3 separate regions of the Homo sapiens genome follow, and regions 2 and 3 are each linked to region 1. The links are chromatin contacts, found by Hi-C in ENCODE. All regions are on one chromosome and are shown on one strand. The core of a region is the stretch at or near the end of the contact, and the rest is flanking DNA. Distances in the headings are between cores, read along the strand shown. Region 1 overlaps CFAP20DC-DT (CFAP20DC divergent transcript). Region 2 has its middle 21 kb from the start of ARHGEF3-AS1. Region 3 overlaps PTPRG (protein tyrosine phosphatase receptor type G).

Region 1 (3,239 bases), core at 581-3,080:
GGCAAGAAATGAGATCAGGATTCAGTTCAACATTTTTACCAAGGCAAGTAATTCAAGTTATCTTAACTTCTTTCCCTGGAGGCCAGGGAATTATATAAAGATCCAGAGAATTTCCTAGAAATGATTTTTGAAATTAATCATCTTCCTGCATAGACATTCTCAGACTCATGTTCCAGGTGGCAGCTGGGGAAGCTACACTGAATATCGCCACCTACCTCCCACCAGGGATTTCCAAACTGCTTATTTATCAAGCAGCCTTTTAAATAGGATATGTTATATAAACAGAGCCTAGCAAAGGACTGTGCACAAGATAGGCACTCGATAAACGTATTTTGGCGGAGCAATGGCTGCTGTGTTTATTCTTTTAATTAGCAAACACTTGAGTTCATATTCAAGTCAAAAAGACTAAATAACAAAACCTGAAACCAAGGTTAAAATCATGCTCCGTTTCTCTGTACTCATACGTAAGGAACTTTCTTTTCTTTTAGCATATGCCATGAGACAGTTGCATGAGAAGTTACTCTAAGAGAAAAGTATTTGATGTTCGTGTCTTCTAACACTGAGAATGGAAAATCTACCCAGCAACTCACGAATCAAAGAACACTTAATAGAAAAATAGGCTTGAGCAGCACTGTTTGTTGCGTTCTTTTATAGGAAAATTGAAAACATAGGATCACAAGGGTCAGATGGTTACTATTGGAATCTGGCTCCTATGAAACATAATATGTACCATTTCCCCCACCAAAATTGTGTTACTTTGTCCAAGTCACCCAATGGGGCACAGGATAAGGTGTTTTTCTGATGCACATAACCACCTAGGTTTCAAAAGGACATCTATTTAAAAGTGAGGTCCTGAAGAACACCAACAGTGACAGAAAAATGATATTTTTCTGTAACCTCAGCATCACAGAGAATAGTTCCATAAGAAATAGTTGACAAAAACAGAAAACTTTATTATTGAACATATATAGCACTATTCGGCAAAAATCCAATGCTGATGGCAACTTCCAAAACTAGGCCTTCTACCTTCTAGAGACTCTCATTCTGTACTAGAGTTTTAAGAAACTCAGAACACTTTACAGATCAAGGTGCCTTTATGACTTTGTTTTGTGGATGGATCTGTGTGTCAATAAGAAATTTTTAAAAATATCAAACAAATAGCAACTATCAAGGAAGTAGGAGAGAAGAGGGGTACAACAAAGAAAAATCAAACTTGAGGTACAATTTCACATGATCTTGCACATGGGGTTTAATAAGGTTTCAAAGTCAGCTAATTATAAAACTCTATAGATTAAATAATTGGCCCATGAAAGCTTTTATTAAAATGTCACCTGGATATCCCACTCCAAAAACATCCAATGCCATCTTGGTGTGAGTAGCCAGCTGCTGGCTTCTGAACAAAGGCTTTGAGTTTAGACTCAATATGGTGCTGTTGCTTTGAAATCTTGGAAGGAAGGAAACTACTCAGTGTCTCTTGCTTGATCCAAAGCATCCCTCATAAAAGTCTGCAGTGTCTCAACTGAAAATCAAAATGAGAACATCCTATATACATTAATGGTGGCCACAAATTTCAAAGAAGAAGGAGAAATGTATATAGAGCTGAGAAAAATAAGTGTGTAGCAACCCATTTTATTTCTAAGAGACGTCTAGAATTTCACAGCTCTGAAGAGAAAGGCAGAAAAACAAATAATTATTTGAAACAAAACGAAAACTTTGCTTAATCAATCTGTTAAAAGCTGTTGTGAAAGCATTTTTCTTCTCAAAGCGGAACTAGCTTACTCATTACCTCTTTCTTCCAATGAGTAATCCCTCCCTCTCTTCTCATTACCAGAAATACCTACTACCTCTTTCCATATGGAAAGTGAAACCCGACATTTTCTTTTCTAATAACAGCATCTGCGAAAATCACACTCTGTCCTGGATTTGCAGAGCACTTTCCTGCTTCATCCTCATAGAATCAGGCACTGAGTAAATGGGTAACAAATATCTGTGAGAGTGAACACACTGGACCTAAAGGTATAAGCAATGGCAATAAGAGTAATTCGGGTGCCATTGGGGGCTAAGAGCATGCGATAATCTCCTCTCTATAAAATTCCCAGAGGTCACTCAGACAGACAAATTTAAATTTCTCCTGAGTTGGAAGGTTCATTTCCCCTGGAGCTACATAGGCCACACTTGGACACCTTTAATTCTTAGAAAAGCACTCATCTATATTAAATGGAAATTTGCTCCCTGGAATTTCTACCCATCAGGCTCTGTTTTGACCCCTGGGGCTCCAGGACAAATCCCATGCTTGTCCATATCGCAGCTCTCTGGTGACTGGATATCACAGCTCTCTGGTGACTGGATGGCTGCTGTCTCATCTCCCATGAGTGGCATTTTCCCAGTGGTCAATCCTAGTGAAACAGGAAAAGTTCCCTTGTCCCCCTTGCAGGGCGTGCGATGGGGGTGTGGCTCGCTTCTTCAGTGCCCTGCCACTCAAACCTCTAGGGAAGCACACAGACGGGCAGGCTGTGGGGCCCCAACCTAACGGCAGTGTCCAGCGGTGAATGTTTACAGCTGAAGCCCCAGTGGGTGTGTATTACAGGGTGCTGTTTTAGTTTAGCCATCCATAGGTGGCTTGTGTTAGTCAGCTCAATTAGACCCCTGTCTTATCACAAGGACAGAGGGCTTTCTGTATCCTGGGATTCTTGCCTTGGTGTACCAGAAGAATCGGATCATACATGGGCTTGGAGAATGAATGCAAGGTTTTATTGCATGGAAGTAGCTCTCAGCAGATGGAGGAGCCAGAAGGGAGATGGTTTTCCCGTGGAGTACGGCCGCTTGGCCGCCCGACTCTTTTCCAACCACCTCAGCCACACTCCGCATTGTTCTGCCAGTCGATGGCCTGCCAGTGTGCTGGTGTTGTGCTACACTGGTGCATTCCTCTCGACATCCAGCCACCCATGTGTTCCTCTGCTGATGTGCTCCTCTTGACGTCCAGCCACCTTTGTGTCTGCCTGCTAGGGTTTCTAGGTTTTTATAGGCACAGGATGACAGTGTGGCAGGCCAGGGTGGTCCTGGGAAATGCAATATTTGGCCACAAATGCAGGAGTCCCTCTTCTCACCTAGGTCCGTGGGCACCGGCCGGGGGTGGAACCCTCACCAGGGACCATGTCCTTTTCTTCCCAGCACCTCTCTGCCCCCCTTCCATATCACTAAGTCGTTAGCGGTTCTTCTGTGGGCATGTTTCTGGCAGT
Region 2 (3,155 bases), core at 116-2,615, 2.5 Mb after region 1:
GTAAGATTTTGTGACATTTCTGGCTTGTTAAGTACAAATAAGAAAGACATTAAGGAACCAGGATAAAGTTCAAATGGAAAGAATCATCGTTGCTTGCCAACTTTTAATGAAGAAGTAATTCTGCTAAAATCTAAATATTTTATTTTATGTAAATGAAATTCTCACAACCCTGACGAGTATGTTCCTTATAATATCTTTGGTAAGGAAATTGCTTGGAACTTCTCAACAGAAAATACCCTCAGATATATCGAACAAGAACACAGGAAACATGGTTCTGGTTCTAGTGATACCATGACACTTTTGGTGACACCTTAGTTAGGTCCCAGTTTTGGTGCTAATCTCTTTAGAGCCCAACAAGAGGGGTTGTTACCAGTTTGGTTATTTAACCAGCTGTGGGAAAACAGGGTTCATCTTTGCATCGTAGGCACCCTATAGGTAGTTTCCTGTGTATAAATATATGATTCAACTCTATATACTGAAAGAAAAATACCATACCCTGAAAACCTATGCCCCCAGAATTTTGTAGGTTTTTTTCCCCCTTTTAACATTTCTCTCCAATCTATGTAGAATTTATGTTGGATGAGTATGAAGAAGGGCTTTAAAATGAGGCTTTTCATTCCAAGAGGCAAGTGAATTGTCCCATTGTTAGCGATCCTTCTCTAGTGGTTTGTGCTCTAATATGTCAGATTCTTGAATATCCCAGAGCAGGTTTCTCGCTGTGTCTTCTGAGGGCTGTATGCTTGTAGCAGGAGCTCTGAAGTAAGCTTGCTAGGCCCCACTCCTGACCAACCTCACCACCTCTAGGCCACGTGCCATGGGTAGGCGTACACCACCTTTTTGAGTCTCAGTTTTTTTAAATCTGCAAAAAGAAAGATAATAATAAGGCCTACTTTGGGACTGTTGTGAGGATCACGTGGGAAAATACATGGTAAGTGCTCATATTAAAACATAAAAAATCCTTAGTCGCTGTGGTTTCAGTAATTGTGGCTGTATGATATGTTAATATCCACACACAGGTGCACTTTCATCATGAGTTATCAACATTGGCAGAGGTAAGAGGAATGGACAATGAGAAGTGACATTTCAAGTGTATCTTTCGTATTTGCTAAATGTCCACAGGGCAGGTGGCTAAATGAGTTAATTTCCTTCCATACCATAGCATGCTCTGCAGTAAGAGGTCAAAAATGTGCGTGACAGGGAAAGATGCCCTGGATGTTAAATGAAAAAAGAAGCAAGTGGTAGAACAATGTTATCATTCTATTTTTGAAAAAAATAAGATGTTACACCCAGCAACTCGTGTTTTTAGACAGAAGGAAATGTCTGGAAGGATTACCACCAGAGGGTGCAAACTGGTGGCCCCTGGGCCAAATGTAGCCAGCAACTGTGTTATGTGGCCCATACAGTACTTCTTATGGTGATGAATAGTTGCCAGCATTTACAAATTGAGAGATTTTACATAAAACCCTGAATTTCAGGCTTCTATTGAAAAAATTAGAATGTCTGCTCACCCTGGATGATTAACCCCTTAGGAACCCGAAAAGCTGGAACTGACCTAAGACAAAAACTCTCAGTGGTGCCCCAGTGCCCACCTGGCCTTTTCTTTCAGGTACCTGACCCCTGCTCCTAAATCCTTTTGGGTTTATGAACCTCTGTCTACGTCTGGCTTTTTAACACCAGTGCATCCAGCAAATGGGATCGGGATAGAAAAAAAAGTAGGGCCTTTGGGAAGACTCACTTTTTACTTTATATACTTCTTTGTGGTTTGAATGTGTATACTTCTGTGTGGTTCGAATGTGTGACAGTGATGCTATGTTACTATTAAAATGTAAAAACCAATACATAAACATGTTTGAATACTTAGTAGTATCCTAGATGCCATAGAGAAGACTCCTGTTCCTTTTGATATCCCATTATAAAGCTCAAAATGAACGTGGACCTTGCGGATCAGAGCCTCTTACTATTGAAATTCTCCTCTTGAAGTGCCTTCTTCATGGACCCATTTCAATCCGGGAGTTCTTGCTTCTGGTCAGAGCAAGGGCATCAGAGGAGACGGCCGTGCCCTGTTTTTGCTTCCTTTTTGCAGGCTTGCATCCCTTTCCCCTGCCAGGGCATCTGTTGGCCCTCTCTCTGCCCCTCCCTGCTCCACTGCTACCTGCCCTGGAGCCCCTCAAGTTTCACCTCTTGCACGAAGTGCTGCAGCCCACGGGTTTCAGTTCTTCTTTCCCATTCAGTCAGCAGCCGGAAGTTAGGTTGAATCATTCTAGGATTTGTTCATGTGAATGTTTCCTTCCTCCTCTCCAAAGAAATAAAACGTACAATGCCCTGGTCGTCTCACATTTCCAGTGAATCCTTACTGGGGTGAGGCTGGCCTTGGCTGCTGGGACTCCTTGAAGTGGCTTGTCAGAAAATACTCCAAGAGAGGAATGGCTGGGTGATGGAGCCTCCCGCATTTCCCAGGGCACTGTCTTTCTTCATCGGCTGAATTGTCCCCAAAGCTAGCTAATCTCAAGTTGTTTACAGGCTTGTTCAAATTTAGGACCCTTCCTGTGTAGGAGGCTGGAACAAGACGCCTTAGGAATACCTGCCCTTACCCCTCCACCAGCCACCACTTAACCAGCTTGCTTTGTGGGGAGTCAGGCTTTAGGAAATAGGGAATCCCAAGGACAATCTGAAACCCACCTCTCAGTGGACACTGTCATTTGATCTGACACTCATTACCGAGTGCTTCCAGGTGCTAGCTCCATGGTGACCCAGATGCTTGCCTGAAAGGCGTAAGGCTTTTTACAGTGATTTCACTTCCTCCTTTCTCTAAGCAGGTGTGATTCCCTCACACTTTTTGAAGCAAGACCCAAGCCTGTCAGTTCAGCTTCCAGACCTATTAAAGTACTTGGTGTCTTCCAAAATACCCTGTAGTTCTGCACTGCCTTGCTGTTGAGTTTGCCAGTTCTTTTGCCTAGAACACCCATCAGAACGCTGCCCATGTGTCTCTGGCTCTGAGAACCCTTCTCAGACTTTGTCCCCATGAAAATGCATTTGCCAAGCTCACTTATTTCCTGGACCCCTCAGCACTTTTTGCAAATTTCTGGCAACGTGAATGGAAAGAGCCTGCTTTCTCATAAAAGTCTTGGATTTAATCTCCTTCTGTTAGACCGGAA
Region 3 (3,053 bases), core at 188-2,687, 2.5 Mb before region 1:
AAATAGAAAATGTAGGTTCATAGAAAAACCTGTACACACATGTTCCCAGCAGCTTTATCTGTAATAGCCAAAAACTGGAATCAGTCCAGATATCCTTCAATAAGTGAAAGGTTAAACTGTGGCACATCTACACCTTGGCATATTACTCAACAATAAAACAGAACAAACACTGATATACACAAAATGGATGAGTTCCCGAGAATTATTCCAAGTGAAAGAAAAGCAATCTGCAAAGATTAAATATTGTATGATTCCACTTATGTAACATTTTTGAAGTGACAAAAGCTTTAGAAATGAAGACAGATTAGAGGTTTCTAGGAGTTAGAGATGGGAGGAGGGAGGAGGTAGGCGTGGTTATAAAAGGGAAACATGAGGGATCCTTATGGTATTGGAACTGTTCAGTATCTTGACTGGGATAGTGGATACATGAACCTACGCAAATGACAAAATTATATAGAATTTATACACACATGCACACACCTACATAATGCACATAATAAGTATAAATTAAAATCAGGAAATCTGAAGAAGATCAGTGGACTATATCCATATCAATATCCTGTGATATACCATAGTTTTACCAGAATGCTACCTTTGGGGAAACTAGGCAAAGTATATAAGTGATATCTCTGTATTATTTTTTACAACTGTATGTGAACCTACAATCTGAATAAAAATTTAAATTTAAAAAGTGCAGGTTGATAGCCAGAAGAGAGAAATTACATGGTGAGAATCCTGAAATATAAATGGTATCACTTTCAAATTTTTAAAGAGAACCAACTCTCATCTGCAGCAACAGGTGACATCACATCACTAAATAGGAAACTTCATTTTTTATCACTTGTTTCAGCCCCTAATCACAATAAAACTTAAACTGCTACCAAGAAGCCCAACAAACATATTTCGAAACACAAAACTTGACTTTCAAAAATAAAATGCCCTCCTGGTGATACTTTCAAAGTCAAAAGGTGGCCTACTCTGTCTTAAGACATGTGGATAATTGCTCCTCAGTTTCTAAGGTCAAAATCCTATACATTTATATGCACAGCATGCGATTTTACAAGCTCGGAAACCTGGAGCAAATGATTAGCTGAACTGTAAACTTAATCACTAGCAAGATAGGCCAGCAGATCTAAGAAAAAATAAAAAGACAAGGAGAAAAGCATTTTAATAACCATGAAGGTACTCTATTCTGTTGCTAAGCAGGAAGTTTACATGAAAGGGTGTGAGGTTCAGCTCTTTGTGGCTACTTCCCCTAAAAGTACGGTCCAAGAAACACCCTGCATCAATCACTTTCCAGATCCCTTGGCTCCCAGCCAGACCAACTAAGTCAGAGTAATGCTTGAAAAAACCACTGTGACAAGCTATGAAGTGACTCATACGCATGAGTTTCAGAAGCCCTGTTAGAACACTTACCTGTTTATAATTTACTGCTGTCTTCTTCCTGCTGAGGAGTGATTCTCATCAGGGATCCATTCTGCCCCTAGGGGATGTTTAACGACGTCCATCTGGAGACACTGGTTGTCACAGCTATGGGGGCAGAGGGCCCAGAGATACTGCTAACCATTCCACAATGTACAAGATACCCTCCTACAACAAAGACTTATGGGGCCCCAAATATCAATGGTGCTGAGATTCAAACTCCTGACAGAGAGGGATGCTAGCATTGCATTTAACAAAAGGATCGCTAACATACAATTAAAAAAAAAAATAAAAGCAAGATTAATAACTTAGAGCTACTAAGTGGATCTGATCTCCAAGGGCAAAGGTAGCTGTTACTCCCTTGATCTTCTCAAATCTGATTCATCCCAAGGAAGAAGGTTTTCTTTGTGACCATGTTTTAAGAGCCTCATTGCTGGAGCCATAAAGCCCAAGTTGAAATCACAGTTTTGACACTTAATATCTAATATCTGGGTGACATTAAGTTAGGCGATTACCTTTAGTAAGTCTCTATTATCTGTAAAGGGGAATTAATGACTGTTCTTCACCCTAAGAGCTGTTAGAAAAATGAAAATAAATAAGAGATGACTGTCAAAAACCATAGCATGGATCCCAAAAATAAATGTTTTGTTATTACTAATGAACTCTTTCCAATTTTTACTCCAGTCTTTTTATTTCTCAGCTGCCAACAGAGTAAACCATCTTTTTCAGATTAAATTTGGTTACTCTTTTAAATAGTTTCCAACTCCTCCAGCACCAGATAAGATAAAAGCTGACCTTTTTTTTTTTTTTTTTTTTTTTTTTTTTTTTTGACACAGAGTCTTGCTCTGTTGCCCGGGCTGGAGTGAAGTGGCACAATCTTGGCTCACTGCAGCCTCCACCTTCCAGGTTCAAGCAATTCTTTCGCCTCAGCTCCCAGTAGCTGGGATTACAGGCACGCACCACTACACCCAGCTGATTTTTGCATTTTTAGTAGAGACGGGGTTTTGCCATGTTGACCAGACTGGTCTTGAACTCCTGACCTCAAGTGATCTGCCCACCTCAGCCTCTCACAGTGCTGGGATTAGAGGCGTGACCATTTCTAATTAGCCTGTAAACTTAGTGCCAGCTGCTTTCTCTGCAAATAACACCCCCACCACCAGCTTCTCTATCAGTCCCAAATACTCTCAGGTAACAGACAACTTTAACAAGGAGGAAACCACCACTCCTATTAGCCCAGTAGTAAGTGACCTGACCAGCACCAAAGAAATGTTTGAAAGATACATCCTTTAAGAGTTGTTTGCATAAACGAAATGTTTCTCTTAAAAGTTCCCTAACCATACCAACTGGATGCCCCCGCTCAAGAATCCAAGTCCAATCAACAAATATTTATTATACACCACTGAAAGCCTGATGATAAAATGGTGAACACACAGACGTAGCTCCTGCCCTTAATAATCATGGTTTAGAAGAAAATGTTTCACATAAAGACTCCAAAACATACCTCATTAGATGAAAGAAAACCTGTCTTACCAAAAAAAGTATCACCCAGTCCTCAAGTGGATTTTTGTATGAGCCATCCAAACTGCAGAGGCAGCTGCGCCATAGCGGTTAAGACTACCAAAGCTAACGGT

What was found. Hi-C counts contacts between places; a loop is a spot of excess contacts on that map. Pooled maps may share reads with other maps.
Region 2: a pooled map shows a loop between it and region 1 (17-fold over the local background). The contact joins two enhancer-like sites. A Hi-C loop is called at or near these places in 5 of 37 single-sample maps with no recorded cell type and 6 of 50 pooled maps.
Region 3: a loop to region 1 is called in a pooled map, with 9 times the contacts of the local background. The contact joins two enhancer-like sites. A Hi-C loop is called at or near these places in 3 of 37 single-sample maps with no recorded cell type and 4 of 50 pooled maps.

What each region holds. Positions count from the first base shown.
Region 1 is chr3:59,384,987-59,388,225 of GRCh38, reverse strand. All of the region lies in intron 5 of CFAP20DC-DT (CFAP20DC divergent transcript), which reads right to left. Among named protein-coding and RNA genes, the nearest start is that of CFAP20DC-DT, 300 kb to the right of the region's middle. RefSeq lists a silencer at 1,764-1,823 and an enhancer at 1,994-2,053. Within about 2 kb of position 1,830, at least 2 of the 41 ENCODE cell types and tissues checked have a DNase peak (open chromatin) inside an H3K27ac peak, as active enhancers do.
Region 2 is chr3:56,917,506-56,920,660 of GRCh38, reverse strand. It overlaps a transcript of ARHGEF3 not described here. Among named protein-coding and RNA genes, the nearest start is that of ARHGEF3-AS1, 21 kb to the left of the region's middle. Within about 2 kb of position 1,365, at least 3 of the 41 ENCODE cell types and tissues checked have a DNase peak (open chromatin) inside an H3K27ac peak, as active enhancers do.
Region 3 is chr3:61,893,500-61,896,552 of GRCh38, reverse strand. The region is part of intron 2 of PTPRG (protein tyrosine phosphatase receptor type G); the gene reads right to left. Among named protein-coding and RNA genes, the nearest start is that of PTPRG, 330 kb to the right of the region's middle. Within about 2 kb of position 1,437, at least 16 of the 41 ENCODE cell types and tissues checked have a DNase peak (open chromatin) inside an H3K27ac peak, as active enhancers do.